Linked DNA regions of Homo sapiens: region 1 is linked to region 2. A link is an interaction called in ENCODE POLR2A ChIA-PET data of the cell type or tissue named here. Cell type or tissue: Panc1. All regions are shown on one strand. Links, peaks and the distances in the headings refer to the core of each region. The heading gives the core; the rest is flanking DNA.

The links. ChIA-PET counts read pairs that join two places held together with the same protein. Peaks named below come from ENCODE experiments on the same cell type or tissue, not always from the same donor. Only the 100,000 strongest peaks of a DNase experiment are listed, where the experiment ranks them.
Region 1: POLR2A ChIA-PET joins it to region 2 with 15 read pairs; 2 of 35 experiments call an interaction of 5 or more read pairs at or near these places.

Annotation. Positions count from the first base shown.
Region 1 is chr6:153,001,325-153,004,238 of GRCh38, reverse strand. It overlaps MTRF1L (mitochondrial translation release factor 1 like), which reads left to right and starts at 1,530. Exons shown (of 7, transcript NM_019041.7): 1 at 1,530-1,812. The coding sequence starts at 1,554. RefSeq lists enhancers at 1,173-1,282, 373-1,373 and silencers at 1,603-1,712, 1,723-1,782. In Panc1, for the core only: no CTCF peak of the experiment used is centred there; DNase peaks (open chromatin) are centred at 978 and 1,438; H3K4me3 peaks cover 2,500 bases; H3K27ac peaks cover 2,240 bases.
Region 2 is chr6:153,195,855-153,198,768 of GRCh38, reverse strand. No RefSeq gene overlaps it. Among named protein-coding and RNA genes, the nearest start is that of RGS17, 66 kb to the right of the region's middle. In Panc1, for the core only: no CTCF peak of the experiment used is centred there; no DNase peak of the experiment used is centred there.

The DNA.
Region 1 (2,914 bases), core at 133-2,632, 190 kb after region 2:
AGATATACCATGTTGAGTTCAAGTGATTCTCACCATTTCCATGGTTAAGATAAATTCAAAGTTAAGTTCAGACTTGGGAAACAATTGTTCTAATAGAGATAAAAACATCCTGATCAGTCCTGTTCTATCCTCAGATCAGGATTAAAATAAAATGGGTTTCAACAGCAGAACGATTGTATAAAGTTGTGTAGCTTGAATACACAAAGTGAAAAGAACTGAGATAATTAGGTGGAGCCTTTAAGTAGCAAAAAACTATTTTTGCTTCCTGATGTTTGAAGAGTCATTTCATTCTTCCACTCACTCTGCATTTGTTATCGTGCTAAGAGATGAAAAGAGAGAGGCAATGCAAACGTTATTTTCTAAGAATGTTTATACTTAACAGTTTCGATTAGATGACCTAAGGATATTTTAACCTTGATAAGGGTTCCCATTTTTTACCATTTTATTTTTTATGAATAAATTAGAAGTTTCGTACTTCTAATATATCACCTCTCTCAACAGTGAAATACCACTTAGTAGACGCTGCCCAAACCAGTTAGGTAGTGGCAGTTCTCAGATTGAGCGTTTAGCCCTTGCATTCCCAGGACTGTCTTGGTTGTGTTTATTCCCTCATATTTATTTCTCCGTTGAGCTGTGAACAGGTCTTTTGAAAAGTGCAAAGCATTGTGCCAATAAATGTCGGTATTGCTGGCACCTATCCGCTACCAGTTCTTTGGAAAGGGATGAGGGTTGGACTCCTGGAGGCAGATATCTGAAGGCTTTGTTGGGCTGTAGGTTGCTGTAACACGGAATCACTCCACCTCTTTAAAAAGCTGACGATAAGTGGGACTAAGTGAAAATGAATGGGCAGGTGAATAATAAAGTCCTTTGAAAGCAAGTAAATGACGCGGCAGATGAAGGGCACGCACGTCTATTGTGCAAATTCATTCAGTGGTTATCTCATAATACACTTATCAAGTCCTTATTACCACGAACCTCACCCACCGTGGACAAGAGAAACATAAGCAGGAAAAAAGGAGGAGGAATAAACACACGCCTGTCCATAATAAAACTCGCTCTTGAAGACTCAGCGGCAGCCCTGCACCGGAGACTGACGACTTGCGCGGCTGTGACCTCCGCCCTGCAGCGGACCCTCGACTGCCCTGCACTGCGGCTCTGGAGGCCCCGACTCAGTGCATGGGAAAGAAATCCTCACTATCAGAAAACAGAGGGGCAATCTGCTGCTCTCCCTTTCCGGCCAAACACGTCACCCATCAACCGGATACCTACCAAGAGGCTTTCAGAGGAGGCGCCCAAGGTCTCCCAGGCCCGCCCCTCCCCAATCACGCTCCGCTCAGCCCCCTCAACTTTTGGCCTCCGGGAAGTTCGCAGCGTTCTCACGCTTGGCAGGAAGTTCCCGCCAAGGCTTCCGGAAAATCCTTTAAAAAGCAACGCTTGCGCTGGGCGGGGCTTGGTGCGCTCTCACCCTTATCTCCAAATTCTGGGTGTTGTCGCGAGGGCTGCTGTGTCCGGAACTTCCGGTTCCGGTCAGGGTCCGCGATCTCGGACTAAGGATGCGGTCCCGGGTTCTGTGGGGCGCTGCCCGGTGGCTCTGGCCCCGCCGGGCCGTTGGCCCAGCCCGCCGGCCCCTGAGCTCCGGTAGCCCGCCGCTGGAGGAGCTGTTCACCCGGGGCGGGCCCTTGCGGACCTTCCTCGAGCGCCAGGCGGGGTCTGAAGCCCATTTGAAGGTCAGGAGGCCCGAGTTGCTGGCGGTGATCAAACTGCTGAACGAGAAGGAGCGGGAGCTGCGGGAGACTGAGCACTTGCTGCACGGTAAGGGTCGGGCCCGGGGGAGAGGCGTCAGAGCACATTCTTGACTCTTCGTTTGACTTTTCCACTGCCCACACTACCCGAGTTTGAAACTCTTTACTCACTTGCAGCCGTTTTTATTTTGGATCAGAGGTCAGGACATCATTACGTGCTGTGATCCCATCCTCTCCTGTGGGCTCTCTTGTGCTCCTTTGCCACGGCGCTCTGCCGCCTTTTACATGCTTATTAGTTGTGGACTCGGGCAAGAGCTCATTAGCTCAGCAAGGATAAATAAGGCACTGTCCCTGTGATGGGCTCCACAGCGGTGTTTCTCAAAGTGTGGTGTGGAGACCCATTTGCAGTAGTATCAGGGCAGTGCTTGTTAATAGCAGACTTAGGACTCAGAATCTCAGACCTATACGTGGGTAAAGGTACTAAATTGGGAAATTCAGTATGGCCTAAGTATAGAATAGGTGGGAGATGATGTCATAGAAACATGAAGCCAGAAAAATAGTTAAGAACCTTGCAAGACAAAGAATTTGGATTTATTTTTTATAGACCATGGAAAGTTAGCAAATGTTTTTAAGCAGAGAATTCACGTCTTTGTAAAGAAAAGTTAATGGTGGCATGCGCTGAGGATAAATTGGAGTATTCTCCAGAAACGCTGGTGGCTGACAGGCCAGGGAGGAGGCAGTTGAAACAATCCAAAGAAGAAATGGTGATAGGCATAGTTCTGACTCACAAAACATTTTGAGAAACAAGTTAGGATTTAGTGGCTTATGCCCTGAGAAGGATGAGGGAGAGAGTTAGTTCTAAGAAAAGTCTTAGGTTTCTGGCTTCAGCACGAGTGGTACTGTTAATTAAGATGAAAGTATAAAAGTTGGACCGAATTTTTTAAAAAGATGAGTTTTGCATTGAATGCCATATTAAGTTAAAAATACCTGTGAAAAGGAATTCCAATAAAGATATCTGTACTAGTCTAGGAGAAAAAATTACTGACATAGGAGAAAAATTGAGCCCAAATAATCATATGAGAGCTCTCGAGATATACAGTACGTGGTAAATTAAACCTTAGAAGTAGATGAGAACACTCAGGGAAAATGTGTTAAGATAGAAACAAGTCTAA
Region 2 (2,914 bases), core at 239-2,738:
GTCACTGAGACCTCAGGAAGCCATTCCACCTTTCCAGTAGACCAGTTGACAGTGTATGTCTGAAGACCAGTGAATTCCGTGGGCATGAGGCACTGCTGCACTTCCTTCGCTATGAAATGAGTTCCTTGATCAGAGGCGTGGTGGCTCAGGCCTGTAATCCCAGCACTCTGGGAGGCCAAGGCAGGTGGATCACGTGAGGTCAGGAGCTGATGACCAGCCTGGCCAACATGGTGAAACCCCGTGTCTACTAAAAATACAAAATTAGCCGGGTGTGGAGGTGGGCACCTGTAATCCCAACTACTCAGGAGGCTGAGGCAGGAGAATCGCTTGAACCTGGGAGACGGAGGCTGGAGTGAGCCAAGATCACCCCACTGCACTCTGTCCTGGGCAACAAGAGTGAAACTCTGTCTCAAAAAAAAAAAAAAAAATACGAAGAAGAAGAAGCAATGCTGAGCAGGATATCATGACTGTAGATGGTGCATTTTGTGAGTTCATGGACAGTCATACTGGCAAAAATGTCACAGTCAGGGAAGGTAAATTTATATGCAGAATGCATACCTTATCCAGTGAAGGTGGCTCTATACCCACCATGATGGAAGCAGTTTGGTGTAACCTCTCAGCCACCACGTCTCGGGCTGGATCACCCAGGCTTCAGTGCCACATTGAGGATCCAGCCTTACTCTCTATTTTGGGGAGGCTGGGTACTCAGCAATAATCAGTAGCCACAACAGCCTATTTGAAGGGAAAGCCTCGGTTGTTCTGCTCATAGAGAAGCTTCATCTCTGTCATCACGGTCTCTCTGTTCCGAGGTCATCGAAAATCAAGCACTGAGCGGGTGGAGGAATATGCAGATTGATATCCACCTAAAGTTATCCATCTGATTATTGAAATTGTTAAGAACAGCTTTCGGGCTGGGTGTGGTGGCTTACGCCTGTAATCCCAGCACTTGGGAGGCCGAGGCAGGCGGATCCCCTGAGGTTGGGAGTTCAAGACCAGCCTGACCAACATGGAGAAATCCCGTATCTACTAAAAATACAAAAAAATTAGCCGGGCGTGGTGGCAGGCACCTGTAATCCCAGCTTCTCGGGAGGCTGAGGCAGGAGAATTGCTTGAACCTGGGGGAGGCAGAGGTTGCAGTGAGGCATCACGCCACTGCACTCTAGCCTGGGTGACAAGAGCGAGACCCCGTTTCAAAAAAAAAAAAAAAAGAAAGAAAGAAAGAAGAGAGGAACACCTTTCTCCAAAATCCTCTGCAAAATTCAGAACTCCTACTTTGCCTGTCTATGGAATGCTACATTCAGTAGTACTTTCAGTCCATCTCTGCATTTTTGTCTTTTCCAGTGTTTCCATTCTTCATGTGCAGATCTGTTCATTATGAATAGAATTTTAAATACTTACTTTTAGGAAGAAAAATTTGATTGTTGACATCCAACTTAAAATTAGATGTTTTCATCATGGAAGACATAAGTGCCGTAACACACACACTCTTTGTTATATCATTAGGCATTTCCTATGGCTGTGACAATTAAGTAGGTATTTATTTTTAATTGGGTTATATCTAAAGTCATGTGGATTATACACATAGACAACTACTTTAACCTGTGTCCCAATTCCATGTTCCCCCTAGCTTTCAAGATTTAAAATCTGATTGAGTTTTTCAGTTACAGGCTTTAAAAATATATCCCTCCAAATTTGAAAACTTGTGTTAGCAGTACACTTTTCAGTTAATCAAGAACTGTCCCATCCTTGAGCCTGGCATGGACTTAGAGTAAAATTTCCAGGACTTCTAAAACTGTAACTTGAGTAGAAATTATCTGAACATATTATTAAAATGAAGAATCTGATTAGGTATATCTGGCATGGAACTTGAGATTCTGCATTTATAACAGATTTCTAGGTGGTGTTGATGAAGTGTCAGTCTGTAGGACCATATTTCGAAAACAAAGGAGTAAACACAAAACATGTGCTGCTCTGGAGCCTGCTCTTACCAGTCTATGGAAACCTGTTGTTAAATTTTCAGGAATTTTGCAAGCTGGTGGTTAAACATAGTGGTTATCCCAGTTCTCTCTCTCTTTTTTTTTTTTATTATTATTATACTTTAAGTTTTAGGGTACATGTGCACAATGTGCAGGTTTGTTACATATGTATACATGTGCCATGCTGGTGTGCTGCACCCATTAACTCGTCATTTAACATTAGGTATATCTCCTAATGCTATCCCTCCCCCCTCCTCCCACCCCACAACAGTCCCCAGAGTGTGATGTTCCCCTTCCTGTGTCCATGTGTTCTCATTGTTCAATTCCCACCTATGAGTGAGAATATGTGGTGTTTGGTTTTTTGTCCTTGCGATAGTTTGCTGAGAATGATGGTTTCCAGTTTCATCCATGTCCCTACAAAGGACATGAACTCATCATTTTTTATGGCTGCATAGTATTCCATGGTGTATATGTGCCACATTTTCTTAATCCAGTCTATCGTTGTTGGACATTTGGGTTGGTCCCAAGTCTTTGCTATTGTGAATAGTGCCGCAGTAAACATATGTGTGCATGTGTCTTTATAGCGGCATGATTTATAGTCCTTTGGGTATATACTCAGTAATGGGATGGCTGGGTCAAATGGTATTTCTAGTTCTAGATCCCTGAGGAATCACCACACTGACTTCCACAATGGTTGAACTAGTTTACAGTCCCACCAACAGTGTAAAAGTGTTCCTATTTCTCCACATCCTCTCCAGCACCTGTTGTTTCCTGACTTTTTAATGATTGCCATTCTAACTGGTGTGAGATGGTATCTCATTGTGGTTTTGATTTGCATTTCTCTGATGGCCAGTGATGATGAGCATTTTTTCATGTGTTTTTTGGCTGCATAAATGTCTTCTTTTGAGAAGTGTCTGTTCATATCCTTCACCCACTTT